Regions from separate parts of the Homo sapiens genome. Here all the other regions are linked to region 2. Evidence: chromatin loops called from intact Hi-C (ENCODE). Cell type or tissue: endothelial cell of umbilical vein. All regions are shown on one strand.

What was found. Hi-C counts contacts between places; a loop is a spot of excess contacts. Peaks named below come from ENCODE experiments on the same cell type or tissue, not always from the same donor. Only the 100,000 strongest peaks of a DNase experiment are listed, where the experiment ranks them.
Region 1: a loop joins it to region 2, with 9 times the contacts of the local background. A loop is called at or near these places in 18 of 110 quality-filtered maps.
Region 3: it touches region 2 in a loop (4-fold over the local background); 6 of 110 quality-filtered maps call a loop at or near these places.
Region 4: it touches region 2 in a loop (12-fold over the local background); 15 of 110 quality-filtered maps call a loop at or near these places.
Region 5: a loop joins it to region 2, with 3 times the contacts of the local background. A loop is called at or near these places in 8 of 110 quality-filtered maps.
Region 6: a loop joins it to region 2, with 2.5 times the contacts of the local background. A loop is called at or near these places in 51 of 110 quality-filtered maps.

Annotation. Positions count from the first base shown.
Region 1 is chr15:52,224,463-52,229,462 of GRCh38, reverse strand. MYO5C (myosin VC) reads left to right here. Exons shown (of 41, transcript NM_018728.4): 25 at 150-330; 26 at 3,931-4,024; 27 at 4,325-4,388; 28 at 4,482-4,562. LOC105370820 (a long non-coding RNA gene) reads right to left here. Exons shown (of 4, transcript XR_007064638.1): 2 at 3,905-4,254; 3 at 2,847-2,965. Among named protein-coding and RNA genes, the nearest start is that of GNB5, 36 kb to the right of the region's middle. RefSeq lists a silencer at 267-441. In endothelial cell of umbilical vein, a CTCF peak has its summit at 1,889 (motif pointing right); a DNase peak (open chromatin) is centred at 1,902.
Region 2 is chr15:51,979,847-51,984,846 of GRCh38, reverse strand. It overlaps a transcript of MAPK6 not described here. Among named protein-coding and RNA genes, the nearest start is that of LEO1, 11 kb to the right of the region's middle. In endothelial cell of umbilical vein, a CTCF peak has its summit at 2,420 (motif pointing left); DNase peaks (open chromatin) are centred at 2,446 and 3,026; H3K4me3 peaks cover 511 bases; H3K27ac peaks cover 1,879 bases.
Region 3 is chr15:52,733,797-52,738,796 of GRCh38, reverse strand. No RefSeq gene overlaps it. Among named protein-coding and RNA genes, the nearest start is that of ONECUT1, 54 kb to the left of the region's middle. In endothelial cell of umbilical vein, a CTCF peak has its summit at 3,113 (motif pointing right); a DNase peak (open chromatin) is centred at 3,116.
Region 4 is chr15:52,206,559-52,211,558 of GRCh38, reverse strand. MYO5C (myosin VC) reads left to right here. Exons shown (of 41, transcript NM_018728.4): 36 at 2,916-3,005. Among named protein-coding and RNA genes, the nearest start is that of GNB5, 18 kb to the right of the region's middle. In endothelial cell of umbilical vein, a CTCF peak has its summit at 3,039; a DNase peak (open chromatin) is centred at 3,048.
Region 5 is chr15:52,091,456-52,096,455 of GRCh38, reverse strand. The region is part of intron 1 of LOC112268150 (a long non-coding RNA gene); the gene reads left to right. It also overlaps the pseudogene RPS13P8. Among named protein-coding and RNA genes, the nearest start is that of BCL2L10, 19 kb to the left of the region's middle. RefSeq lists a silencer at 1,496-1,696 and an enhancer at 2,496-3,029. In endothelial cell of umbilical vein, no CTCF peak of the experiment used is centred here; DNase peaks (open chromatin) are centred at 635 and 2,805; H3K27ac peaks cover 3,209 bases.
Region 6 is chr15:52,137,643-52,142,642 of GRCh38, reverse strand. GNB5 (G protein subunit beta 5) reads left to right here. Exons shown (of 13, transcript NM_016194.4): 7 at 1,371-1,503. Among named protein-coding and RNA genes, the nearest start is that of BCL2L10, 27 kb to the right of the region's middle. RefSeq lists an enhancer at 2,679-2,778. In endothelial cell of umbilical vein, a CTCF peak has its summit at 2,604 (motif pointing right); a DNase peak (open chromatin) is centred at 2,622.

The DNA of each region.
Region 1 (5,000 bases), 240 kb before region 2:
TAGTGGGGACGGGGTCTCTCTTGTTGCCCAGGCTAGTCTTGAACTCCTGGGCTCAAGGGATCCGCCTGCCTTGGCCTCCCAAAGTGCTGGGATTACAGGTTTCAGCCACCATGCTCAGCTCTAAATTATTTTCTTCTTTTGCTGCGTAGGCTTCTTGAAAAAAGTTTTGAACTGAAAACACAAGACTATGAGAAGCAGATTCAGTCTTTGAAAGAAGAAATTAAAGCTCTCAAGGATGAGAAGATGCAACTCCAACACCTGGTGGAGGGGGAGCACGTCACTTCTGATGGCTTGAAGGCGGAAGTGGCCCGCCTGAGCAAGCAGGTCAAGGTAGAGCGGCTCTCACGTTCAGCCCCGCCCTCTGGTTACGTCATTTGATTGCAATTCCAAGTTCCCACAGATTAGACAGCTAAAAGCATCTGTGTAAAGGCCACAGGCAACTGGAGCCTGATTCCTTCAGTCCTTCCAACTGTGCACCTCCAGGCTGCCTTTGATTTAGCAATCATTGTATTCCATATTTTAAAAGTCAACTTTCTAACTTTTTTGAAATTACATTTATGTAAAGTTATTTAAATATGTCGATGTAGAGAATACTCCCAAATTAGACTGTAAATTGAGGTGAATCCTTATTATATAATCCATCACTATAAATCTATAAACACCTGCATTAAAGTTAAGTTACCTTATTATCAAAATCTTTCATTTAAACTGTTATTAGAAAATTTACTAAAACAATTATCCAATGCACAGTGTGGTGAATGTAGTTAATAAGAGCATATTGTACATTCAAAATTGCTATGAGTAAATCTTAAATGTTCTCACCACAAAAAATGACAAGTATTTGAGGTGATAACATGTTAATCAGCTTGAATTATTCCACAATATATTCATAAATTATAACATCAATAAAGCTATAAATTTTCAATGGTAGAAATTTTTAAGTAAATTTTTATAAAGCTGAGAAGGAAAAATCACATAGAATTTTTAAAACTGCATAATGATATATAAAAATATTGTTACCTGCCGGGCACGGTGGCTCAGGCCTGTAATCCCAGCACTTTGGGAGGCCAAGGCAGGTGGATCATGAGGTCAGGGGTTCTAGACCAGCCTGACCAACATGGTGAAACCCTGTCTCTACTAAAAATACAAAAATTGGCTGGGCGTGGTGGCAGGTGCCTGTAATCCCAGCTACTCAGGAGGCTGAGGCAGGAGAATTGCTTGAACCTGGGAGGCGGAGGTTGCAGTGAGCCGAGATCGCGCCACTGCACTCCAGCCTGGGTGACAGACCGAGACTCCGTCTCAAAAAAAAAAAAAATTGTTACCTGTATCTATCATTAAAAATATATAAATATTCCTGGGCAATTTAATAAAATGCTCTAGAGAAAAATGAATGAATGGATGAAGTAATGATCCATGCTTGGACAATCAAGGCTTAAGTGAATTGTTTCCCTACCAGAAAAGTTAAACCTGAGTGTACCTACGTTCTTAAATGTAAGACATTTCATCATTAAGTTGGAAAGCTTTTAAGCTTCTACTAAATATGTGAAATACATATTAGTAGAGTATTTGTAGGATTATGGAAATAGTCTCTGTAATTGTCATGAACTAGCCATGCGTGGTTTAGAAGAGCTTTTGGAATTGCATCCGGGTGGCCACTGAATTCCACAACTGAAGTGTCTGTCTTTTCTGGGCCCCGTCCCCTATTGTTTAAAAGTAGGAGGTCAGACCACATGATCAGGAAGGGTCACTTTCATTCCTGTGACTGCTTCACTCTTAGCAGCCACATGAGCCTGATGTCAGTCAGTCTGTGGGAGTCCTGTCATCTGGCTGAGGTCTGAGGTCTGTATCTTAAATGTAGGAACTTGTGAGACTGCGCTTGCAGAGAGGTACCAGTAGGTGTCACTCACTTCCTCTTTGGTAGCTAAGACTGGTTCACTCTCCAATGTGATCCATTAAGATTACTTGGGGCTGGGCACGGTGGCTCAGGCCTGTAATCCCAGCACTTTGGGAGACTGAGGTGGGCGGATCACGAGGTCAGGAGATCAAGACCATCCTAGTTAACACGGTGAAACCCCATCTCTACTAGAAAAAAAAAAAAAAATTAGCCGGGCGAGGTAGCACACACCTGTAGTCCCAGCTACTCGGGAGGCTGAGGCAGGAGGGTCGCTTGAACCTGGGAGGTGGAGGTTGCAGTGAGCCGAGATTGCACCACTGAACTCCAGCCTGGGTGACAGAGTGAGACTCCGTCTCAACAAAAAAAAAAAAAAAAAAATTACTCTGGGTTTTTGTGTTTTGTTTTTTGGGTTTTTTTTGAGACAGAGTTTTGCTCTTGTCACCCAGGCTGGAGTGCAATGGCACCATCTTGGCTCACTGCAACCTGCCTCCCAGGTTCAAGCGATTCTCATGCCTCAGCCTCCCAGGTAGCTGGGATTACAGGCATCTGCCACCACACCTGGCTAATTTTTTTTTGTATTTTTAGTAGAGACAGGGTTTCACCATGTTGGCCAGGCTGGTCCTGAAGTCCTGACCTCAGGTGATCCACCCGCACTAGCCTCCCAAAGTGCTGAGATTACAGGCGTGAGCCACCGTGCCCAGCCTACTCTGGTTTTCAAAGAAAATAACTCATGATCATCAAGTTATATGTGTTATAGTCAGTCTTAAAAGCCTAAGTAAATGCAAATCTGACTTGGAACATTTACTGAAACATTACAAAGAAAAGCATGGCCTTCAGGATTTGGATAGTCCTGAGTCCCCCATAAACCTGGCATGTGACCCTGAACGTGCCAGTCAGCCTTCAGTTAAATGTAGCTGCTGTTTGCTAATTGAGAAAAGATCACTCTACTTACCTCATAGGCCTGTTAGGAGGATTAGGTCTTCTAGGTAAAGTGCTCAGCACATATCAGTTTGATTCTCCTGCTTACTCTCTGTAGAAACAGGGGCTGGAGCCCTTAAATACTCAGGGTAACTGAAAAAATATCAAGGAGAGTTTATTCACCTCTGCTGTCCCTGAAAGTCCTTATATCTCCCTCAGATACAAAGCAAAAGCACAGACCTGTGATTCTTATTCAAGCTGAGCTCACAAGGGAGAATAAAGGCAGAATACTGCCTCTTCCCCACAACCAGAGCTGCCCAGGCCACCTCCTTCCCAACAGCCAGCTAACTCCCAGACCTCCTGGACTCACCAGTCTCTGCCACTGCTCCACATCTAAGCTGAGCTGAAGCCAAAACCCACAGTTATGAAGGTGGCAACTTTGCCCATGTCCTTGCACTCAATATTTTATTATCCATTAAAAGAGAATTTTAGCCCGTGATTTTACCTTTCTCAGTCTTCCCCCTGTCCCACCCCACCCCAAGCTTATAGTAGGTATTTTTTTTTCTTTATGTAACAGGGAAGTTAATTTTTTTTTTTTTCGAGGTGGAGTTTTGCTCTTGTTCCCCAGGCTGGAGTGCAATGGTGCAGTCTCAGCTCACTAAAACCTCTGCCTCCCGGGTTCAAGCGATTCTCCTGCCTCAGCCTCCCAAGTAGCTAGGATTACAGGCGTCTGCCACCATGCCTGGCTAATTTTTGTATTTTTAGTAGAGATGGGATTTTACCATGTTGGTCAGGCTGGTCTCAAACTCCTGAACTCAGGTGATCCACCTGCCTCAGCCTCCCAAAGTGCTGGGATTACAGGTGTGAGCCACCATGCCTGGCCCAGGGAAGTTAATTCTACTGATACAACCCATTAGATCTGGCATTTTGAGTAGTTAAGCATGCTTCAAGGCCAAGCTGTGTAGGCAGTGATGGTTTAACAAGATTTTAGCTAAGAAAGAAACTGCAGTGAGGATGTCTTGCATAGACACGCAACGCTGTAATTGTGTTCCCTTTGTCTTATATAAAGCATAATCGTTGTTTTTTCTTTACCTGATTCCGTCATTGCTGTGATTCAGACAATCTCTGAGTTCGAAAAAGAGATAGAACTACTTCAGGCACAGAAGATAGATGTGGAGAAACATGTGCAGTCACAAAAACGGGAAATGAGAGGTAATAAAAATATGAGTCTCTTAGTCCATGGGTGCAGACTGAATTTATCATAGCTGTGTCGCTGCTAAGGAAACGTGTCCTTTGGTATGAATTTGGTTGGACATATGGTAGATTGCTTAGTTGATAGGTTGAATAGCTAGTTGGTTGAATACCTGGAAGATTGGTTAGTTGGTTGATTGGATAGCTGGTGAGTTATTTAGCTGGAGACTGTGAAGCTAGAAAACTGGGCCCTGGAAAGGGAATGGGAAAAGATAAATCATCCACAAATGTAATATATACAACTCTGCCTTTCCCTTTCAGAAAAGATGTCAGAGATCACCAAACAACTTCTCGAAAGCTATGACATTGAAGATGTAAGAAGCAGGTAATCATTTTTGCATTATCAAACATTTTAAGACATGTAAACATGTAAAACGTGACAGAGATGATAGATTTTCTTATCTTCCTTATTTTGCAGGCTCTCTGTGGAAGATCTGGAACATTTAAATGAGGATGGAGAACTTTGGTTTGCTTATGAAGGACTAAAGAAAGCAACACGGTTAGAAATTCTCCTCAGGGATCTTCTTTATTTTTCAGAGATAATAAATAGACTATTGGAAAGTCCAAAGTTTACCTTACATAGATTGATACACAAATTCCTTATAGTAGAATGACTGAATAACCACTAGAAATATTTCTCTGAGAAGTAAGTAAGTAGCTTATTCATGAAGAGCAATCTCTTTGTGGGATAAAATGCCTAGTAAAAAACCCCATAACCCATACAGTGAAAACTGATTATCAAATAAGTTAGTTAATGTTGCCAGAAATATGTAGATACATTTAAATTTAAGGCATGTGCTGCATTTATTTAAATTAATAAACTTTATTTTTCACAGCAGTTTTAGGTTCACATCAAAGTTGAGCAGAAATACAGAGAGTTCCCATATATCCCTGCCACCACACACACACAACCTCCCCCACTGTCAACTTCCCAAAC
Region 2 (5,000 bases):
TGCTGCATCCTGCCTGCACTAGCCCATTTAAGCTGATTGTGTAGATCTCTTCCCAAGTGTGTACAATAACTATACATTGACAGCTTGAAATCAGCCATGGCAGGAATATTTGCACCATGAAATTAGCAAACACCACATATCAGGGCTTTTCTTCCCCCCCGGAGAACTGGTTGTTAAGCTTTTACTAGCGCATCACTGTACACATCCTCCTAGACATTTACTGCATATTTAAATATTTGTTTCTGGCCGGGCACGGTGGCTCATGCCTGTAATCCCAGCACTTTGGGAGGCTGAGGCGGGCGGATCACGAGGTCAGGAGATCAAGACCATCCTGGCTAACACGGTGAAACCCTGTCTGTACTAAAAATACAAAAAAAAAAAAAAAAAAAAAAAAAAAAATTAGCCGGCGTGTTGGCAGGCGCCTGTAGTCCCAGCTACTCGGGCGGCTGAGGCAGGAGAATGGCGTGAACCCGGAAGGCGGAGCTTGCAGTGAGCCGAGATTGTGTCACTGTACTCCAGCCTGGGCGACAGAGCGAAACTCCATCTCAGAAAAAAAATTTGTTTCTGAAAACATAGAAAACATCCAGTTTCCTAACTGGCTTTAGTGATTCAACAATATATGATGCTCCTTTCTTCAATACACATTCATCAACCTAATCCTTTTTATTTGCTACTTAGTATTCCACTGTGTAACTGCATCATTATAATTTATTTGAACAATTCTCTATTGATGGGTGTTTTGATGGGTTCCAATTTCTGGCTATTATAAACAAAGTTTTGGTGATTTTTTTTCATCTATTTGCACATCTGTCAAATTACTTTCTTAACATCAATTTCTAGACTGGATTTTTTTTTTTTAATGAGACAGTATCTTGCTCTTTCACCCAGACTAGAGTGAAGTGGCATAATCATAGTTCACTGCAGCCTTGAACTTAGACATGGAAATATTTAATCAAAGAGTATAGCCATTTACAGTTTAGATAGATAATACCAAATTGCCCTTTCAAAAGGCTGTCTTATTATTATTTTAGTAATAATTATTATTAAAATCTTGCTCTGTCACCTAGGCTGGAGTGCAGTGGCATGATCATGGCTCACTGCATCCTCAACCTCCCAGGCTCAAGTGATCCTCCCACCTCAACCTCCAAAGTAGCTGGGACTACAGGCATGTGCCATGCCAGCTAATTTTTAAATTTTTTTATAGAGACAGTGTCTTGGTATGTTGCCCAGGCTGGTCTCCAACTGCTGGGCTCAAGCAATCCACCCACCTAGGCCTCCCAAAGTGCTGGGATTCCAAGCAAGAGCCACCACATCAGCCCTGTTGTCCTGTTTTTTTTTGTTGTTGTCGTTTTTTGTTTGCTTGTTTTGAGACGGAGTTTCGCTGTTGTTGCCCAGGCTGGAGTGCAATGGCGTGATCTCTGCTCACTGCATCCTCCGCCTCCTGGGTCCAAGTGATTCTCCTGCCTCAGCCTCTGAGTAGCTGGGATTACAGGCCACCACTTCCAGCTAATTTTGTATTTTTAGTACATACGGGGTTTCTCCATGTTGGTCAGGCTGGTCTCGAACTCCCGACCTCAGGTGATCTGCCCACCTTGGCCTCCCAAAGTGCTGGGATTACAGGCATGAGGCACCACGCCCAACCTAAAAAAAAATTCTAAAGGTTAATATTGTTTTTGCAAATAGAAATTTATGACCCTGGGATATTTTTTGGCTGTTTTCCTATTAGTTACTTCTTTCTGACATTTTAGGCCCAGGATTCTAACCCATTTTCCTACCCAAATTTTGATTTTGTGTTAAGTAGCAGATAAAAAGTGTGTACATGTGTGTTTGCACATCTGAAAGTTAAACTTATCCATACATCACTATGAATCATGATTAACCTAAAATGTCACACCCATTTAAAGAAAGGAATTAATCCTGCCTGTCATTTCCTCATTGAGTAAGGAAATAAACTGCAGTCAAGGAAGTAAAATCTTCACTGGATTCTTTAGGGAAATTTCATCTTATGGAGCCCAAGAAAAAATTTAAAAATTTCCTTAAAAGGTAACAGTTACTTTATATAAATGATTACTTTATCAGCAGATGCATACAAATCAGAGTGCCTATAGTTGAAAAATATTTTCTTAGTGTTTTCTAGTCTGAAAAATACCTTTTTTATTTTTTTTTACTTGGGAAAAACACGAAAAAACACTGCCTCATTTTATCATAAGAAGTGTTTTGATTGCTATCTAAAGGCAGTATTCTTCAAGTCTCCTCTTATCTAAGACCTCCTTCACCACCACCAACACAGGACATTTTCTTTCTAAAGAAAAATTAGTAAGTGTATAGTGTATGTGTGAGTGTGTATGTGTGTGTACCTCATTTTACATATGATTGAGATCTCTTTAGGGTATACCATCACCATCTTGTGGCCTTTTGCCATATTACTGTTAAGGATGTTAATACTGCAATGCTTTTTTGCCATTGCAAGCATGAAATTCAGCATTATCTCCTCTTGGTAGTCCTCTGTGGGTGAGATGAAATATACTGAGGGCCAGATGCAGCCTGCGTGCCAGCAGTCCCCACCCGCCGACGAGATAGTATCTCTGCAGTTATGCTGTGTTCTCACACGATTCTAAATCAGCCAGTTGGATAAGGAAATCCAGTGAAAGATCTAATCAGAGCAGTTTTGCTGTAAAGTGAAATTTTCAGTTTTGCTTTGTGTTTGAGCCGGATCTGTTTTAGTGGTTCCTTTCTATTTGTAAAATTTTGGTTGGCAGGGAAGTCTACATTTCCTGATGTTTCTCTCTGTCTCTGTGTTTGTGCTGTTGGGATGTTTTCACATTTTTGTTTCAATATTTCCCCACCTCAGTACTATTTTATTATGTGCCTTAAAAAATTATTTTTCCATCCCCTTCTGTCACTCCTTTCCCTTTGTATTCTTAATCTATTTTTTTCCGTCCTTTCTTTCCTTCCTTATACTTCTCATTTTCAGTTTCTTTGATATCTTTTCTGCATATCGTTTTTCTTATTCAGCTTCCTCCACTAACACCCACAGCACCCTCCGTACCCCATCCTCCTTTCTTTGTTCCTTCTGATTCTTTCCTCCAGTAGTTGTTCCTGCTCTGGTGTTGAGTACGCTGACCTCATCCTGCCTGCTGCAAAGGTCTTTTTAGGACATAGCTCTCTGGTAACCCTCAAGCTTCAGGAAGGAGTCTAAAGTCTATCTATTCCAGGAAGCGGGTTCCTAAACCCAACCCTATATTTAAAAGGTTCCAAAAGGACAAACTTTGCTTCTGTCCTAAGAAATAATTTCTGACTCATTACCTTTATTCTGTTCTTTTTTTCTTCACATAAGTCTGAATTTTCTTTTTTTTCTTTTTCTTTTTTTTTTTTGAGACGGAGTCTCGCTCTGTCACCCAGGCTGGACTGCAGTGGCACGATCTCGGCTCACTGCAAGCTTCGGCCTCCCATTCATGCCATTCTCCTGCCTCAGCCTCCGGAGTAGCTGGGACTACAGGCGCCCGCCACCACACGCGGCTAATTTTTTGTATTTTTAGTAGAGACGGGGTTTCACCGTGTTAGCCAGGATGGTCTTGATCTCCTGACCTCATGTTCCGCTGGCCTCGGCCTCCCAAAGTGCTGGGATTACAGGCATGAGCCACCGCACCCGGCCGATAAGTCTGAATTTTCATAGGAAGCATATTGGAACCTTTTCCAAGCTTATATTTGCATGTCCAAACTCTCATTTGTATAGGGAGTAATTTATATACTAGTGCTTTGGAGATGACACTTGAATCTTATAAAAAGCAAGTTAGATTAATGGTGGTGGAGGAAAGAGGTTCAGGAAAGGGGTTTGCTATCATTTTAGAAAACAGCTTACATTTAATTATGGGAAGTATGTTTTCTGTCTTTTTCTGGATACCCTGCAAATGCTTCCATGAGGTAATCAGCTCTACGTTGAAATAGCTTTTGTGGCTGGGTGCGGTGGCTCATGCCTGTAATCCCAACACTCTGGGAGGCTGAGGTGGGCGGACCACCTGAGGTCAGGAGTTCAAGGCTAACCTGGCCAACATGGTGAAACCCCATCTCTACTAAAAAATATAAAATTTAGCTGGGCGTGGTGGTATGCGCCTGTAGTCCCAGCTACTGGGGAGGCTGAGGCAGGAGAGTCGCTTGAACCCAGGAGGTGGAGGTTGCAGTGAGCCAAGATTCTGCCACTGCACTCCAGTCTGGGCAACAGAGCAAGACTCTGTCTAAAAAAAATAGCTTCTGTAATTCCAACTGGTAAATAGCTCCAAACACACAAAAAAATACTTGAGGCAACTAATGTGATGCCCAGTTTATGATGTATTATGCATCCTAGATACCAAACTGGTAGGAAAATTGTAGTTCAACAAAGGATATGCTACCTAAACAAAGGTTTTTTCCTGCTTATTCTAAAACAAATACATGTTCATTGTGGAAACCCTAGAAAATATTAAAATGAACAAAAAAATAAAATCTCAGCATCCAGAGTTAACTAAACACTACTGACATTTTGGTATCCACATTTTTTTTTCTTTTTTTTTTTTAAGACAGTTTTGTTCTTGTCACCCAGGCTGGAGTGCAATGGAGTGGTCTCGGCTCACCACAACATCTGCCTCCCAGGTTCAAGTGATTCTCCTGCCTCAGCCTCCCAAGTAGCTGGGATTACAGGTGCCCGCCACCACGCCCGGCTAATTTTTGTATTTTTAGTAGAGATGGGGTTTCACCATGTTGGCCAGGTTAGCCTTGAATTCCTGACCTCAGGTGATCTGCCCACCTTGGCCTCCCAAATCACTGGGATTACAGGTGTGAGCCACCGCGCCCGGCCCTTCTACTTCTAATTTTAATTTTGAATATGCTCATTTGGTACAAAATTCAAAAGGTACAGAGTGTAAAGTAATGTTTCTCTTCTCTCCTCCAGTTTTCTAGCTCCTTCTCTTGGAGGCAAGCACTGGGTCCAGCTTCTGATGCAGTCTTCCAGCAACAGTCTCTCT
Region 3 (5,000 bases), 750 kb before region 2:
GAGTGGGGGTCACAAGGTACTCAGTTGGGGAGCTTTTGAGCCAGGATGAGCCAGGAGAAGGAATTTCACAAGACAATGTCATCAGTTAAGGCAGGAACAGGCCATTTTCACTTCTTTTGTGGAGGAATGTCATCAGTTAAGGCAGGAACTGGCGATCTGGATGTGTACATGCAGGTACGTGCAGGTACGTGCAGGTCACAGGGGATATGATGGCTTAGCTTGGGCTCAGAGGCCTGACAAAAATGTCACAAACCTGCTGTTCTTACTGAGATTCAGGCTGTTTTTCTTAAACATTCCTTCAATTGTTGCAAGCCTTTGGATAATTTCCAGAGTTCTGAAAAAGTTGACTTTGACCATTTTTGCCATTGTTCTCATCGCCTTTGTAGAGGAGATGCTTTTCAGAGCTTCTTCTCTGCCATTCCTCCCTGCCCAAGGATGAAAGCACCAAGCTGATGTTCACATGCCCTCTCAGCAAGGAAGCCAGCAGCCATACATGTTAGTGGTTCAGAAAGCTTCAGAACTCAAAATCATTTTTTTTGAAACAGAGCCTTGTTCTGTCACCCCAGGCTGGAGTGCAGTGGCGTAATCTCAGCTCACTGCAAGCTCTGCCTCCTGGGTTCAACCAATTCTCCTGCCTCAGCCTTCTGAGTAGCTGGGATTACAGGCGTGCACCACCACACTCAGCTAATTTGTATATTTTTAGTAGAGACGGGGGTTCACTATATTGGCCAGGCTGGCCTCAAACTCCTAACCACAAGTGATCCGCCCACCTTGGCCTCCCAGAGTGCTGGGATTACAGGCATAAGCCACCGCACCCACTCTCAAAGTTTTTTTTTAAACCTTTGTAACTTCTTCATAATTGTTACTTTTGTCATGCCAAGTCTATTTCTCCACAGGGTAAAATGCCAAGGTCCTGAGGTCCTGGGTTGGGTACTTGTGATAATTGGGTAGTAACTGAGTCACTGTGCTCAGGGAAGATGATTTCATGTGCCCTTTTCTGAGTTCACACACTGAGAATAACATGGTGTGCTCTGTGAGGTTCCTGAGAAAGCTGATATATATATATCAAGTTATACAGTGTAAATTAGCACAATTTGTATTTGTCAATTATACCTCCAGAAAGCTGTTTTTTAAAAATTATGGGGCATGTCAAAGGGCACAGAAGCTAGCTTGAAAGAGCTCCCAAAGCCTAAGCTTGGATAATTTGAACAACAAAATAAATAATGATAGTACTGGATTATAGTCCACAGAATAAAATATGCATGAGTCCATACTGAGCTAATTATATAATTGAATAGATACATAAATGGGGGAAAGGGACAGTTCTTCCTTATAGTAGAATTCCTATTTTAAAATGTAGGAGAGATGAAAAGATGAAAATAGGTAATCACAACTATGCAAACGAATACCGCATTAATAATTGCTGCAGGCAAGAACCATCTAGAAATTCTAAAGTCAATAGGTAAAGTATGGTAAGATATAGGATATTTGCATAATCTCAAAGCATTTTCCTGCAATACTTATTAATTGTGAAGGAAAAATAGCAATTTAACCAGGAGGAACTTGACAGTTCCCCCCTTCTTAACCAAGAGATGAAAGTTAGCATCACTACTAATAAATAAGACGTATCAACATCATGCATCCCCTCATATGATGCACTAAGAACATGGCAGTATTCTCGACAAAGACAGATTACCTCAACCTAATCATGAGAAAATAGCGGACAAACTGAGGGACATTTTACAAGATAATTGACCATTACTCTTCAAAAATGTGAAGGTCGTCGGGTGCAGTGGCTCACACCTGTAATCCTGTAATCCCAGCACTTTGGGAGGCCGAGACAGGCAGATGGCTTGAACCCAGGAGTTCAAAACCAGCCTGGGCAACATAAAAAAAAAAAACCTATATATGTAGTGGGGATAGGGTTTTATATATATTGTATATATATACACTATGTATATACTATATATATATACACACTATATATACTATATATAGTGGGGACAGGGTTTTATATGTAATATATATATGTATATATATATATATATATATATATATATATTAGCCAGGTGTGTTAGTCCATTCTCACACTGCTGTAAAGATAGTACCCGAGACTGAGTAATTTATAAACAAAGGAGGTTTAATTGACTCACAGTTCCCCAATGCTAGGGAGGCCTCAGGAAACTTACAATCATGGCAGAACGGGAAGCAAACACATCTTACATGGTGGCAGGCAGGGGAGAGCCAGCAAGGGAAAACTGCCTTATAAAACCATCAGATCTTGTAAGAACTCACTCACTATCCCGAGAACAGCATGGGGGAAACCATCCCCGTGATCCAATCACCTCCCACCCGGTCCCTCTCTCAACACTTGGGGATTATGGGGATTACAATTTGAGATGAGATTTGGGTGGGGACACAGAACCAAACCATATCACTAGGTGTGGTGGCACGCACCTGTGGTCCCAGCTACTCACGAGGCTGAGGTGGGAGGAGTTCCTGACCCCAGGAGGTCGAGGCTGCAGTGAGCCCTGATGGTCGCGCCACTGCACTCCAGCCTGGGTGACCCTGTCTCAAAAATAAAAATAAAAAATAAAAAAAATAAAGTGTGAAGGTCAAGAAAGATGGAGGAGCTATCACAGATTAGAGGAGTCCAGGAGACAAGACAAATAAATATAATAGAAGATAATGAATCATTGGATCCTGGACAAGAAAAAGAGCATTAGTGAGAAAGCTGGCAAACTTCAAATTATATCTGTGGAGTAATTAACGGTATTGTACAAATGTCCATTTCCTGGTTTCAATTATTGTCCTGCAGTTACTCTTAGGAATGTTAATATTAGGGAACCCTGAGTAAAGGCCAAGCAGAACTTCTTGTACCATTTGTACAACTTTTCTGTAAATCTAAAACTATTTCAACATAAAAAGTTTTAACACTCATTAAACAACTATGTCAAAATTCGTTTTTCCCTGAAAGCACAGTTGTGAACTCTTTCTTTGCTGATAGGTTGCTAACAAAATTATGTGAAAAGCCGCAATCCAGTCATTTGTAACACAGGCACCTTGGGCCTTAACCTTTTCCAGACCACAGCTCTTTAGTAATATACATTTTGGCCAGTAGGTGGCAGCACTTGACCAGTTTACCATCAGCAAAACCCAGGGGAAAAGGGAGCATAAAGAGAGGGAGGTAAAACAATGAGATATCCAGAACACAGGAGCAGAAGGTGACAAAGTCATTATTTGATGGACAGTCACTATAGGGAGATGCCATTTTTATGGGGATTTACATGATGAGGCAGGGAGGAATGAACTTGTAAACAGTGATGTAAGGCTTGGAGGCAAAATTACCTGCCCCTACCCCATCCCCACCCTATCCCCTACGCTTTCCCCTAGCCTGGGGCATCAGGAAGGAGCCCTAAGCATTACTTCTGGGTAATCACTGGGTGATTAATACCACACTGGTGAAAGAAGAATAAAGGGTGACTTGCAAATGTTTCACACTTTCAAAAAAATGAATTACAAAGAAATTATAAATTATATGCTAGTATAGGAAGTTCCATCATTTAAAACATATTTTAAAAATAAAACTATAGCCAAATTATGTATTTGTGTACATATCTATGTATGTATTTGGAGACGATCTTGCTCTGTCACCCAGGCTGGAATGCAGTGGTGTGATCACAGCTCTCTGCAACCTCAAACTACTGAGCACAAGCAATCCTCCTGCCTAAGCCTCCCAGGTAGCTAGGAATACAGGTGTGTGCCACCATGCCCAGCCTCCAAATTTATAATTTTTTGTTGCGGGCCTGGGAGGAGCTCCACTCAATTCTCTTCTGTCTTCTCTCACAAACCCAAAATCTGCTCACCATGTGCAGTTGCCCGAGCCTATACCTGACCACAGTTATCTCAGTTATCTGTTAGTTGCTGAGCCCCGGGGAGGTCAAGAAACTTGTTTTTGTTGTTTTTTTCTGTTTGTTTGTTTGTTTGGTCACCCAGGCTGGAGTGCAGTGGTGTGATCATAGCTCACTGCAACCTTGACCTTCTGGACTCAAGCTATCCTCTCGAGTTAGCTGGGACTACAGGTGTGCACCACCACGCCCAACTGATTTTAAAGTTTTTTGTAGAAATGGTCTCACTAAGTTGCCCAGGCTAGTCTCCAACTCCCAGGCTCAAGGGATCTCCCACCTTGGCCTCCTAAAGTGCTGGATTACAAGCATAAGCCACCGTGCCTGCCAAGAGACTTATTTAAAATACCAAGATTAACAAGTACCAGAGCTAGGACTTAAAGCCAAGACGTTGAGTAAGTCTATTCCCCCTTCCACAGTGCAGAAACCCATTCCAAACTCATGTCTTTTATCTGTGAAGGACAGGCTCAAAGGTGACAAGGATCTGAGTTGCATTTCAGCAGCAGATACCAAGGATTCCCTGATAAAGCTGAGTTTGCCAATTAGGCTGAACCCTCCCAGCCATGACTAAGACATATGAAATATTAATATGTATTTCAATAATGTTTCATATTCTGATTTTCCTAGGCGGGGAACTTCTGGTCCTCATTTCTCTACCCCACCTAACTAACCTTTTCTTTTCCCCAGTGGAAGGATAATTGTTGTGAAATGTAAAACCCAAAGTTTCTGACCAGAGCTTCCTGAAGCTTTTCCCAGAGTGACCTCAATCACTAGGCCTCAAACCAAACAAACAAACAAAGAAATCTATTTAAAGATATCCTTTCTACCACTCCTAATCCATAGCCTACTGCTAATGGACAGATGGGCATGGTGGTGCCTGCTCAGAGAGCTCCCCAGTGCTATCAAAATACTCAGTCAACGCTCACTGCCCAGCAGGCTGCACCTCCTCCCAGCCCACTCAGCAGAGCAGCCACTTGGAAGGATGTGTAGGACATGGCCTTCTGAATCAGCCAGAATCCAGCAGGGCTCCCTGGGACCTAGGCTTGAGGGATATTAGGACAGACAGGAATGAGCTTAAAGAGGCAGTTCCAATGG
Region 4 (5,000 bases), 230 kb before region 2:
GAGCATCTGCCATAGGCCTCAAAGCCTTACCGGCGAGACTGCAACCTGGTAGCCACTGCCCCACCACTGCTATCCCCTTAGGGTGTAAAGTTATCAGCTGTGAGGGGTATAGGTTCTATCTCTGTAACAAGGGTAAATCATGAGAAATGAAATGGAGTGAAAAATTATTCATCTCTTCCCTTGGCAATTATATAATTCTTCTTCCTAAAAGCACATTGTGTATTTTTATTCCCAGTCCACAAATGAAGATGAACTGTGTATTAGTTAGGTTAGTTACTTAGTAAAGTTAAGCTATTGTAGCTATGAGACACCTGCCACCTCCCTTTGCCCAATATACAGTGTCTTAAAGAAGATGGAGGATTTTTCTTTGCTGATAGCGGTTCCATAATGAGCCATCTAGGTTGGAAGGTGGCTCTGTTCCACGTGATCATGAAGGGACCCAGGTTCCTTCCAACTTGCTGTTGGCCATTCCCTAAGTCGGTGTCCTTATTGGAATGACTGGACAAGCAGGCAGCCAGCAGTTTACCACTGGGCAAGAGGGAACCTACCATAGGACACAGACCATGTGTGTATGGTATACATATCAGAAGTCACCAACTGAACTCTTTATGAGCAATCATCTCTTCATGGTGTGACAAGTGGATAATGATCAAAAGTGACAATGACAAAGGGCGGGATTTTGTGAAGGCTAACAGTAACATAAAGTTTATTGCTAATTTCCTTTCCAACTGAAACATAATCCTAAAATCATTCTTAGCATACTGATTATTTTTCCTGGAAACTCCATAAGTGATCAATGAGTAAATAACTGTATCTAAGCATTGAAGATTTTTTTAAGCAGACCTGGATCCTTGCTTACAGGGATAGTTGCTTTGTAAAAAGAGTTCTCTGGTAATGCTTGGCGCATTCTGGAATCTTGGGTGTGGGTAGGGTGGTTGACTTAGTTCTAAGCCAGACCTGGTGCTACCCTGAATGTGGAAATTCCATTAGCCACAGTGGAGTTAGTACAAAAACCTTCTCTCTCTCTCTTTTTCTAGGAAATGACCAGTTTACAGTTATGTTAAAAAGTACCCGTTTCTGGGAATTACAATGTACTGATCCATATTGGAAGGGGGCAATAAGACATAAATAACACTAAAATAACAGTGTTTTCCATGCCCCTCCAAAAGAGAAGTGATGTTTGATATTAGGATATATTTGAATTTTTAGTTAGGGAGACCCTACCTCATTTTTAGTAAAATATGTGTTCTAAAGAGTAATGGGGAATTAAATTCTATTTTAAATACTCTAGGGAAGGCCAGGTGTGGTGGCTCACACCTGTAATCCCAGCACTTTGGGAGGCTGAGGCAGGTAGATCGCTTGAGCTCACAAGTTCAAGACCAGCCTGGGCAACATGGCAAAACCCTGTTTCTACAAAAAAGACAAAAATTGGCCAGGTGCGGTGGTGTGTGCCTGTAGTCCCAGCTACTCAGGAAGCTGAGGTGGGAAGATCACTTGAGCCCGGAAGGCAGAGGTTGCAGTAAGCCAAGATCACACCACTGCACTCCAGCCTGGGTGATAGAGCCAGACCTTGTCTCAAAAATAAATAAATTAATTAATTAATTAATAAACTCTAGGAAGAAAGAAATATAAAAACTAGATTTGTGAGAGATCAGAGTATGGTAATTCTCCTCTCCTTCCAAAAATATCATGAATTCATTATTTATCTGGAGTTAGGAATAGAAAATTCACATTTGTTTGGTGCTGGATACTTTATAGTCACCATCTTCACAGGAGCCACCACAGTGTTTTTGGAAGGGGCTCCCATAAATTGATGTTTTCCCTGTCCATATTTGCATAAATTGGGTTTTCTTAAGACAAGCTGGCATTGTGTTCCAGCCCAGGACACACAGTATTTGCTTCCCCTTGATGCTCTGGAATGTTTCGCCAAATATTCATAAATCAAGAGATGTGTGGTATGAGGACTATAAGACCCCTTTCTCACCAGCATCTTCAGTCTCAACTTCTCTGTGTCCCCCTCCCTCTGCCTTTGCATGTGCCCAGGACCTGCCTCTCCCCACCTCCAGCACACAGCAGTTACAGCAATGTGCCCATATACCCTCTTCAGCCACTATTCCTTTCCCTCCACCCCGGACTGCCAAAGTGCTTAAACTAGTGTTCTCCACCAATTCTCTTTGTCACTCCTTGCAATCTGGCTTCTAACCCATCACTCTACAGAGAGATCACCAGTAACTCCTCTTACTAAAACCAGTGGTGTTTCTTTACTTTTTATTCTCTCTAAATTGACCAAAGCATTAGCACCATCTCCTTGAAAGCTTCCTCCCTTGTCTTTTAAATCCCAGGATTTTCTCTGTTTTCCCCTCTGATCACTGTAGCTCTGCCTTCACTGCTTGTTCCTCTTCTTCCTGCCCTGTAAGTGGAGGCCTTCTCCCCAACAGTCCTAGTCCTGAGCTCTTGTCTCTCCACCCATTTCCCTCAAAGGCTAGACCTCCTTCCTCTCTGAGGTTTCCCTGGCTGCTCTGCCTCCCCATCCTCTCTCCTCGTCCTCTGAGCTTTGGTAGCACAGTCTACAGCCATCGTATGGGCTCTTGACCACCTACTAAAACTCTGTTCTATCTTCCCAGTGAGAGTGTGAACTTAGGAGAGCAAGAAGTGAAACTTGCATTTCTCATGCATTCCTTCAGGACCCACTTCACACTTCATAATGAGTGACACAACCTGTACAGAAACATGTTACAAACTGTGACCTATTAAATAAATATAAGTTCTTATAAGTATAATATGAATTGGATAAAGGCTTTAGTGAATAAAAGAAAAACTAATTTTGGTCAAAAGCTACAAATAACCAAACAGGTAAATGCTCAGAGGTACAAGTAATCATCAAGACCAATTTTGTCTTTTCTTATTTTCCTAAGGAACATTTAGAAGACTTTGAAATGCTGTCCTTTTGGCTTTCCAACACTTGTCATTTTCTCAATTGCCTGAAGCAGTACAGCGGAGAAGAGGTAGGGGGCGCCCACCTGCTTGTTGTTTTGTGCTGACAGCCAGTCTATAACCTCCTCCTGAGCCAGAGCTCAATAGAGCCTCTATCCTCTCCACCAGGAGGCCAACAGCACATTATCTGTTGGACTCTTGGGCATACACCACAGGCAGGAGACTTCTGGAAGCAGCTTAGATTTTGGGCATGGTACTAGGCCTCCTAGGTCTCCATTACTTTTAAATCAATAGGTAGATAAGATGACTTTTAAGTTTCCTTCTGGCTGTAAGACGTTTAGCATTATGACTCTAAAATACAGGCTTTGGTTTAAAATGCCTGTTTCTTCACAGCTGTTCTCTCTACAGGACCCTGACTGTTCCTCCATAATCTATAAATATGTTTCCTTTGCCATTCCGACTCTGCTTCCAGGAGGCTGATGTCATGAAAGAGTTCTCCACCTTCAAGTACTCACAGAGAAAAATTTCATTGAACTAAAATAACAAAGTGGCTTTCAGGGTTTTCAGTGCTCTCCAAAATGGCTGTACCATTGCACAGCCCCACCAGCAGTGTATGATGTTTCCAGTGTCTCATACCTTCACCAACACTTGGTATTGACAGACATTTTTATCCTTTACCAGTGTCAGGGTATAAAATTATATCTTGTTGACTTAAATTGCATTTATTTGGTCACTAGTGAAGTCAAGCATAATTTTATATGTTTATTGGTCATTTGGGTTTCCTTTTGAATTGCCTAGTCACATCCTTCCTTTCTTTTTCTTAGGGTTGGTTTTTTTGTTACTGATTTGTAGGAGGTCTTTATATCATATGGATAGACTGTAGCTTAGCTTCTAATTTTCCTTATGAAGTCCCTTGTCACACAGTTTTTGAATTTTGATATGCTTAAATCTGTCAATCCTATTCTTTTATGATTTGTGTCTTAAGAAATTCTTCCCTGCCCTGAGATCATGAAGATCCTCTTCTAAACTTTTGTAGTTCATATTTAGAGTTCACAATTAATTATGTTTTTACCTATCCAAAATTGGTATGTAAGGTAATGATCTAATATCCTCTTCCATATAGATAACCAGTTGTCCCAATGGAAGGAAGTTAAAATAAAATATAACAGCAATCTGTCTAGTACTATAGAACAAAAGGAGAAGTAAAGAAAATCCAACCTCTGACTAAAAGGAATACCAAAACAGGAGGAGGCACAGACTAGTCCGTTTACAACAAACTGGCATCTGTGAGACATCAGTGGAAGAATGTTTTATTCAGCACTGTTTTATGATCCTTTCTTTGCCCCCTTCAGCCATGTATAGAATATTCTTTTCCCTGTCTGACTGCTTTTTCAGTTACCATATTTTTATTTCTAAAATTTCTCTTGTTCCTTTTCACCTCTGTCTCTTACCACAATGTCCTGTTCTTTTTTTTTTTTCTTTTTCTTTTTTGAGATGGGGGTCTCACTCTGTCACCCAGGCTGGAGTACAGTGGCACGATCTTGGCTCACTGCAACCTTTGCTTCCCAGGTTCAAGCAATTCTCCTGCCTCAGCCTCCTGAGTAGCTGTGGCTACAGGCATGCGCCACCATGCCCGGTTAATTTTTGTATTTTTAATAGAGATGGGGTTTCACCATGTTGGCCAGGCTGGTCTTGAACTCCTGACTTCAAGTGATCCGCCTGCCTCGGCCTCGCAAAGTGCTGGATTACAGGCGTAAGCCACCACGCCCAGCCCTATAATGTTCTATTCTTAATTTTTTCTTTTTCTTTAGTCTCTTTGAACATGTTAAACATATTCCATTAGTTCACTCAGGCTACTATAACAAAATACCGCAGGCTGGGTGGCTTAAACAAGAGATTTGTTTCCTCACAGTTCTGGAGGCTAAACATCTGAGATCAGGGTGCCAGCATGGTCACTTCCTGGTGAGGGCTCTCTTCCTGGCTTGCTGACAGCCACTTTCTCCATCCCTGTGTCCTCACAGGACCTTTCCTGGGTGCATGGGTCAGGAAGAGGGAGAGAGAGGGCA
Region 5 (5,000 bases), 110 kb before region 2:
CAAAAAGTAAAAATAAATAAAGTATCTTTTAAGGTGGTTTTTTCTTCCATGGTTTTTGCAATTTAAAAATTTAGATAAAATTTATATAACATAAAACCATTTTAAATTATACAACTCAATGATTTCTAATATATTAACAATGTTATCCAACCATCATCTTTAATTCCAGACACTTCTGTCATCTCATAAAGAAACCTCATACCCATTAGGAGTCACTCCCAATTTCTCCCTTCCCTCACCTTCTGGCAACCATTAACCTACTTTTTATCTCTATGGATTTGCCTATTCTGGACATTGCATATCAATAGAATCAGACAACACATGGCTTTTTGTGTCTGACTTTTTTCATTTAACATAGTGTTTTTATGGTTTGTCCACATTGTGGCATATGTCTGTACTTGATTCTTTTTTTATGGCTGAGTAATACTCCGCTATTTGAACATACCAAACTTTGTTTATCCATTCATCAGTTGATGAACATTTGGGTTGTTGCACTTTTTGGCTATTATGAATAATGCTGATATGAACTTTAGGCTTTTGTGTGGACATGTTTTTAATTCCATCTAGCAGTGGAATTGCTGAGTCACATGGTAACTCTGTTTAATGTTTTGAGAAACTACTAACCTGTTTTTCACAGTGGCTACGTTATTGGGTTTTTTTGTTGTTGTTAAGCAATCATTTTATTGCTTGAGTACATAGACAAATTTATGCTACCAGGGCAGAGGCTGTAGATGATTCATATTTCCAATTGGGAGGGAGGACTCGCTTGGTCTTGTAATATCGAGCCAAGTGGTGAATCCAGCTCTCTATCAGAATCAGATGGAATTTAGCATTCTTATCCTTTCTGTTCCTCTCAAGATGCTTTTGAACAGCAACTGCTTTCTTAATTAAATGGTAGAGATCTTCAGGGAGATCAGGAGCAAGTCCCTTAGACTTAAGATTTCTTAAGATTTTATTGCCTGTCACAAAACGTACTTGTGCAACACTATGTCAGTCTCTCAGGATCACACCAATTTGTGAAGGAGTCAGGCCCTTCTTGGCCACTTAGTAAATCTGCTCCTTCACGTCATCAGATGTCAACTTCAGCCAAGTGGGGATGCTGTGGCGATAGGGCAAAGCCAACCGGGACGGGCCCTTCCCAGGAGCATGCATGCGACCCATGATGGCGGCAGTCAGGCAGTGAAGTGTGGCCACGTTATTAAATGTTCCCACCTGCAATGTAGGAGGGTTTCACCTCCTCCCATGTTGAAACCTCAGGATTCTCAAGGAGAAAGGGAAAGGACTCACCAGGCAAGACCTGGAGAAGAAACACCTGTGCCTTTAAAATAGAGAGGACGGGTGACTTCTGGCCACTTGGCTTTCCTGACACCACACGGCCACCCACCCTCTCTTGCCAACACCACAGCTGAAGGGCAGGGCAGCCATCCTAGACTAGGTCAGAGGTCAGCTGCGCTCCATCCTCCCTCTGCCTCTTACACAGCCAAATGGTGCTGCTTCTAACCCTCATCACTCAGCTGCTTCTCACCCTAAGGCCTCCATCTGGCACTGTTTGCCATCCAGCTGCTGTTCCAAGTTCTGCTCAGGTAGCTAACAGTGTCACGTTTCTAAACCATGCCTTTTGTAATATTTGAAACTCAAAGGAATTGAAAATGTGGGTGACGGTAGTCAGTAAGAACCCAGAGCCAAAGCACTACAGTCCCCATGTAATTAAGCATTCCCTTGGGGGCTGGGTTCGTCCATCAACCCCCTTGAGCATGGCTTGTGGAAGGACTATGCTTATGATGTACGGGCTGTAACTCTCCAAGTCTGGCCAATTGAGGAAGGCATCCCTGAGTCAGAACAGCTAGATCTGGATGGTACCTTCCTCTGCAGTACTAACTTCACAGAACTGCATTTTAGCAATCTTCGGAAACTTGTCCAGAGGGGCAAGGCTGTGCAAAGCAGCCACATTGCATTGCGATCCTTACGTAAGTGCTTCCAGCTGCAAGGCAGGCCACCTCTGTCAGCCAGACTGTCCTCTCCAGTCTGCTGGCTCCATAGACCTTGGCACCAGGGTGGAAGCCACTTGCCTCCTGCTGCACATTGACACAGCCATACACATCAGGCCAGAGGGGTGTGGCTGATGCTGGAGTATTCCAGGCCCCAACAGCTGGGATGTTTTTCCAAGGAAAGGATGAGAGGGCAAGCAGCTGAGATGAGCTGGGACAGGCAGATGGGGAGGAGAGGAGCCAGGAGTGGGCAACCCGGCAGCACCATCACCTCCGCCTCCTATGGCCTCCCAGCCTCCCTCCTGACCTATTTCCTAGCTTTCCTTTTTCTCCATGGATATTTAACCTAGTACTGTCCCAGCATGAGCCTTATACTGTGAATTCTGGTTCTTATTTGACCATGATGTGGCATTTGGCAAGTTAGCAAGTGTGGTTCACCCAAATACCTCAGGGGTGAGGAATGCACAAAGCACTTAGAACACCGCCTGGCACATGGCGCCTGCGAAATGTTAGCCATCCTGGGTCCTGGGGCTACCATCAGGCAGGTCTCATCATGCCAGAAGGGAGAAGTAGACTCCTTTGGGGAGGTGGGATACTCCATTTTGCTTAAAAGCCAGTTTCCATCCTGTGCCTCAGGTAAGGACATTCCCTGAGAATTGAGACCATATAGAGGCCATCGCTCTTGACTTGGAATGTAATGATAGTGACCTTGACTTCCTGACACAGCCCTGAATATCCGGCATGGGCTTGCCTCCAAGTGTTTTCTGCGTCTGATTTATGAAATATGCCAAGTGGGAAGGAAGTTTCTGCTGACCTAATGCTTGCCCATAAAATGTGTTTTTAAAAATCAAGCGCAGATCTGATGAATCATAAAGTCATTCTGCCTCCGAGACTAATACAGGGTGGTTCCAGCAGCCCAAAGAGAGGGAAGGGATTGTGAAGGGACCATTGGTTTGCACTTATCATCTGCTAAACACAATTGTTTTGAAGGTTTGGTTTTATGTGTTTGTTTTTAAGAGTCACAGGCTAACTTGTGCTCTGAACACATGATAAAGAGGAATTCTTCCAGCATTTTGTTTTCTTCAGGAGGAAGAAAATAAATCCGTGCCCTGCATTGCCACTCTTCGCCCTATGCTAAGGCCACGAAGTCTACTGCTCTCATGACTTAAGGATTATATTTAGTAGCAACACTGAAATTGACTTCCTCGTATAGCCTGGATTCTCTGTTGTGTTCCTACCTCCAAAGTGGGGTCTTCATCTTCCACCTAGCCTCCCTCTCTTGGAAGTGGGACCAAAACTTAGATTCCATGCTGTTGAGTAAGTATCCTATGAGTTGCATTTAAAGGCAACTTAGGAGTGAATTTAAAAACATTTCCTCAGGTCATCATTAGAACTGTGGTTCTTAATCTTGATACACGTTAGAATTTTTTTCTTTTTTCTTTTTCTTTTTCTTTTTTTTATTTTTTTCAGATGGTGTCTCGCTCTATTGCCCAGGCTGGAATGCAGTGGCGGCAACCTCTGCTCACTGCAACCTCCACCTCCTGGGTTCAAGCGATTCTCTTGCCTCGGCCTCCAGAGCAGCTGGGACTACAGGCGCAGGCCACTACAACTAATATTTTTATTGTTAGTAGAGGCTAATTTTTGTATTTTTAGTAGAGGTGGGGTTTCACCATATTGGCCAGACTGGTCTCGAGCTCCTGACCTCAAGTGATCCATCTGCCTCGGCCTCCCAGAGTACTGGGATTACAGGTGTAAGCCACCAGGCCCAGCCACCTGAAGGACTTTTAAAACTAGGAATGGGCCACGTGTAGCCAACTGAAGGACTTTTAAAACTAGGGATGGGCGGCCGCGTGTGGTGGCTCATGCCTGTAATCCAGCACTTTGGGAGGCCGAGGTGGGCAGATCACGAGGTCAGAAGATCAAGACCATCCTGGCTAACATGGTGAAACCCCATCTCTACTAAAAATACAAAAAAAAAAAAAAAAAAAAAAAAAGCCAGGCGTGGTGGCACATGCCTGTAGACCCAGCTACTCAGGAGGCTGAGGCAGGAGAATGGCGTGAACCCGGGAGGCAGAGCTTGCAGTGAGCCGAGATCGCACCACTGCACTCCAGCCTGGGCGACAGAGTGAGACTCTGCCTCAAAAAAAAACAAAAACAAAAACTAGGCAGATCACAAGGTCAGGAGATCAAGACCATCCTGGCTAACACGGTGAAACCCCGTCTTTACTAAAAATAGAAAAAATTAGCCAGGTGTGGTGGCGGGCGCCTGTAGTCCCAGCTACTCGAGAGGCTGAGGCAGGAGAATGGCTTGAACCCGGGAGGCAGAGCTTGCAGTGAGCCGAGATCGCACCACTGCACTCCAGTCTGGGCAACAGAGCAAGACTCCGTCTCAAAAAAAAATAATAAATAAATAAAAAACTAGGGATGGGCTGGGTGTGGCGGCTCATGCCTGTAATCCCAGCACTTTGGGAGGCTGAGGTGGGCGGATCACTTGAGGTCAGGAGTTTGAGACAAGCCTGGCCAACATGGTAAAACCCCATCTCTACTAAAAATACAAAAATTAGCCAGACATGGTGCCGTGCACCTGTACTGCCAGCTATTTGGGAGGCTGAGGTAGGAGAATAGCTTGAACCCAGGAGGCGGAGATTGCTGTGAGCCAAGATTGCACCACTGCACTCCAGCCTGGGTGACAGAGTGAGACTCTGTCTCAAAAATAAAATAAATAAAAATAAAACTACGGATGCCCCTGTGAGCCCTAGAGGCTCAATTTGAGTGGCTTGGATGGGGCATGGCATGAGTAGGCTCTAAAAATTCCCCTGGTGGTTCAATTGTGCAACCAGGGTTGTGCATCTGGGGTTGTGAACCATTGCATCAAACGAATATCTAATACTCAACCTTTTTATAATACTGCTCCATTTGAGCTCAGTCAAGCTAATTGACCCAGTTAAGATTTCTCTTAACTTTTAAGATACTTAAAATAAGGACACCCACTTGAATTAGATGAGTATCAAC
Region 6 (5,000 bases), 160 kb before region 2:
AGGCTAGGATATTTTCTTGTTCTAGAAAGTAAAGGAACGTTCAAGGACCAATAGGGGTCATACATATATTAAAAAAAAAAACACAGCTGGCTTGAAGAGGCCCCAAATTTGGGGTAATTTGAGCATCAAATGTAGTAATGATAATAATGGATCATGATACAATTAAGAAAAAAAAACAAATTTATGGGTGTACAGTGATACTGGGAAGGAGGATTTTTCATTACAGAAAAACACCAGCTAATAAATACGGAAGACATTATCAAAATAAATCACCCTTTTGCACCCCTAAAGTAATATCTGATTCAAGCAAGGATAATCATGTAAAGCCTTTGTATGAAAGGTGGTTGGAGAAAATGATATTTTTATGGTCTCAAAATATCACACCACAGATTATTACTGATTACAAACAAATTACCTTTACCCTGGAGATATCTAGTGGTCCACCTTAACCAAGTAATCAAAGTTGGCTTTACCAATCTTGGAAGAGACATTACAAGCCTTGTGACATGAAGCAATAAGAAAGAAGTACACAGTAGCACCTTGATACTCTTATTGGCAAAATGTTCTACAGTACTTTAACCATTAAGAAACCATCTGACAAATCCACCATATGCGACATTCTATAAACAGCCAATCTAAGATTTCCTGTCATGAACAACAAACAGTAGGTAGTGTCTGTTCTAGGTTAAAAGATCTTAAAAAGACATAACAAATGAATGCAATATGTGAGCCTTGGTTGGTCCCTGGATCCTGGCGACAATCAGGGAAGATTGAATATGGCTGGCTTATTAAATGGTGTTATGGAGGTTTTGTTGATTTTCTCAAATGTGATAAGGATGTGGTAGATAGACAGGAGAATGTTCTTATTTTTAGGAGATGTAAATTTGCAAGTGGAAGTGTTTAGAAGGAAAATGTCATATCTGCAGTTTGCAGTCAAATGGTTCAGAATTTGCTCCTGTAGATATGACAAAATGTTAAGTCTGTGAATCTAAGGGAAGGGATCTGGGTGTTCAGTATACTATTTTTTTTTTCAGTTTTACAGTAGGTTTGAAAATCTTCAAACTGGCCAGGCACAGTGGCTTACACCTGTAATCCTAGCACTTTGGGAGGCCAAAGGAGGATTGCTTGAGGCCACGAGTTCGAGGCCAAGAGTTCAAGACCAACCTGGCCAACAGAGCAAGACCCTGTCTCTATTTAAAAAAAAAAAAAGAAAGAAAGAAAAGAAAATCTTCAAAGTAAAAGTTGGAGGAAAGGGTACAATATATGATACTGCTAAAGAGAATATGTTGAAAAGTTCATGTGATTGGAAAAGTAGACACATATTCTGTGACTCTGCATTAATCTTTGGTACTTCTTTCTTTCCATCCTAGTGGTTTGGATAATAAGTGTTCTGTGTACCCCTTGACGTTTGACAAAAATGAAAACATGGCTGCCAAAAAGAAGTCTGTTGCTATGCACACCAACTACCTGTCGGCCTGCAGCTTCACCAACTCTGACATGCAGGTAAATAGGCAGCCCCCGGTGTCAGGTTGACCTGCCAAGGAGCACTAAAGAGGAGCTGAGAGGAGAGGAAGCTTTCGGCGTCTCTCTGAACAAGATGGCTGTGCTCCAGTAGTTTGCTCTAAGAGGAAGCTCCTATTGTTTCTCATTAGTTATTATTATTTTAATAACATGAGAAGGTTGGGGCTAGTGATTGTTGGTAGTGTTGAGATAAAACTGCATGGCATATTGAAAATCCTCCTCTGATTGACTTGGCGAGGGTGGGAGTGGAGCAGGGAACCCCCTGGGGTGCAGGCAGTTACTGTGCCCTGGTCTGCGTGCTAACGTGTGTAAAGCTTCACTGAGCTGTCGGGCTTCAGAGCTGTGCACTGCATGCATCTCACTTTACAGTCCTGTTTTAACCAATGCAAAAAGAAAATGCTTCACCATATTAAATCTTTGCTCTACTTTAAATACACTACAGTGAAAACAACACAACCTTTATCACTTTAAGTTTTCTTTAGCAAGTGGTGAAAGCACCGCATCGTTTATTTATTCACACTTATTCAGCAAACCTTCTCAGTACCTACTACCCATATTGCCAGATACCACGTGGCTCTGGGGCCAAAAGCTCAGTCTTGGCCCTCAGGGACCTTCATGAAAACCAATAATGGTTGGACAGTGGGGGAACTGGGGAGCTCCGAGCAGGAGGGGTTGGTCACAGACTTGCTGCTGCCAGTGAAGAGGGACCGCTGCCACTCCAGGCGGCCACAGAGTGTGAGGGAGCACAGTGGGAGGCAGGCAGCCGAGAGGTGGGTGGGGCCAGATCCCAGGGCTCCCTGAGTGCCTGGGCTGGACCCTGTAGGTGACGGGAGCCCTTGCAGGGGTGAGTCAGATTTTGGTTTGTTTAAAAGAGAAAAGTGTCTGAGTTAGATTAAAGCCTTCCATAGTTTACTCTGGCTTCAGTGAATTGATGTCAGGAGGGATGGGGAGGTTAGAGGCAGGGAGGTCAGGTGGCTGGGTAATTGTTCAATTGCTGACTGGAGGGATGTTGGGACTTGCAGTGTCACCATTGTGCCCCTGTTGTTTACACCTATTATTTGAGCCTAACCAGGAATCTTGCAGACTTGTTCACCAGGGGGCGCTGTGGCCACTGACTGGTGCAGTGGCCAAAATGAGATGTCTTTGGGCCTGAGGCAAACCAAAGCAACAGAGGACATTTAGGCTGGATGAAGGCAGGCTCAGGGGGCTACCACGACCATCAGGCATCTGAAGCCCCTCTGTGGAGACCCATCAGACTCGCTCTGTGTTGCCCCGGGGCAGGGTTGGGGATGAAAGGGGGCACCAGTAGGTGAGAAAGTGCTTTCTTTTCCAACAAGCAGCTTAGCCGGAGATAAAGGGAAGTCACAGCTGGCTACCTCGGCGGGGACGCGGCCTGGGAGGCAGGGTAGGTCAAGGGTGGCTCTGGAGGCAGACAGCAGGATTGGATCTTGGCTCCGCTGTGTTCTAGCTGGTGATCCTAGACAGCGTTTGAATTTCTGCGTGCTTCATTTTTCTCACCTGCACATGAGGATAGTAAAGTAGTAAATCTGTCCTGCATAAGGTTTTCTGAGGCTTAAATTAGATGATTCATGTACATAGTGTAGTCCCTGGTAAATATCAGTAAGCGTTAACTCTTATTATTTGTTTGTTTGTTTGTTTGTTTTTTGAGACAGGGTCTCACTCTAGTACCCAGGCTGGAGTACAGTGGCACAGTCTGGGCTCACTGAAGCCTCCACCACCCAGGCTCAAGTGATTCTCCTGCCTCAGCCTCCCAAGTAGCTGGTAGGCCTGTAGTGGGTCTGCAAGCACACGCCACCATGCCTGGCTAATTTTTGTATTTTTTGTAGTGATGGGGTCTTGGTGTGTTGCCCTGGCTGATCTTGAACTCCAGAGCTCAAGCAATCCACTTGCCTTTGCCTCCCAAAGTGCTGGGATTATAGGCGTGAGCCACTGCACCCAGCCAATTTTATTATTATTAACACAAAGCTTCATGGATGATGCTGATACATGGCCTAGTTTGGGTACTACTGAACTCATGAACCTCCAGCTTTCTTCAATCCCTGGGATCTAGGTTGATAAAAGAGAAACTCAAGCGGCTGGTATGAGACTATGGTATTAAACTTACAAATTCTCTGCATTCCAGAACAAATGAGTGACAATGAGTTAGGGGTTCTGTTTAATGCATTTATATGAATAAATGTTTGGTCTTTAAACTTTATTTTTACTTATATTATAATGAAGATCAGAAACACAAAATTGAAAAGTATTAGAAATCTACTTTTAACTTTTAAAAACTATTCATTTCTTTGATCAAACAGTATGGTATGAAAATTTCCTAAATTAAAGAGCAAGACTGGGGTAGTTGCTTAAAGAAAATTGTTTGGACCTGGTGTCTCAAAATAAACTGTAAGTTACTGCAAGTGTTATTAGGAAAGCAGTGAGTTGGAACAGCCACTAGTGGGTGTGGGCCAGGAGAGATTGAGGGAATTTGAGCATCCAACAAAATATGAGTACCCAAATTTCAGCCTCGGTTCAGGTTTTGTGTGTCCATAAGCTACTTTGCTAGCTTAAGTCATCTTGTTGGATGTATGCAGGCCTCCTGAGGGAAGTCAAGGCTGGAGGGGGTCCTGTGGACAGCCAGTGGGTGCAACACCAGGGCGGGAGCAGATTCCCCTCCTTGTAATTTGTTCCTTCCCTGCAAAAAAAGAAAAAAAAATGAGTTTTTTTTTTTTTTTTTTTGAGACCAAGTCTCACTCTGTTGCCCAGGCTGGAGTACAGTGGCGTGATCTCAGCTCACTGCAACCTCCGCCTCCCAGGTTCAAGCGATTCTAGTGCCTCAGCCTTCCAAGTAGCTGGGACAACAGGCGTGAGCCACTACAACTGGCTAATTTTTGTATTTTTAGTAGAGTTGGAGTTTTACCATGTTGGCCAGGCTGGTCTTGAACTCCTGACCTTGGGTGATCCGCCCACCTCAGCCTCCCAAAGTGCTGGGAAAAAAATGAGATTCTTTATGTTCAAGGCCTAACATATAAGAGAGAGGGGAAGAAAAAGGGAAAGGGGGCAAAGGGTGAGGAGGAGAGATCCCATCAGCAGCTGGAAATTGAAGGTGTGGTGTGGTCAGTGGTTGCATTGCATGCTAGCGGTGCATAAGGCCTGATTCCTCTTTTCTTTCCTCAGCCATCAGTAATCATCCGCAAAGGGCTCTCTTGTGGACACTTATGCTGCAAGAGCCACTTCCTCCACGGTCTTATCACCTCACCCAGGCCCTGTGGAGCAGCCAGAAGGCAGGGAGAGCTTCTCCCTTGCAGGTCCCCTCCATTGCTGTCAGTACCCAGCTGGCTCCAGGGCTCTGTGATGCCGCCAGCTGGGCCTATGAGGGCCCCGAACCCTGAGTCCTCACTGCCTTTCTCCCAATCCCAGGAAGGTATGCTCAGCCAGAGCCCAGGCCTCATACACACTGGCAGTGACAAAAAGTAAAA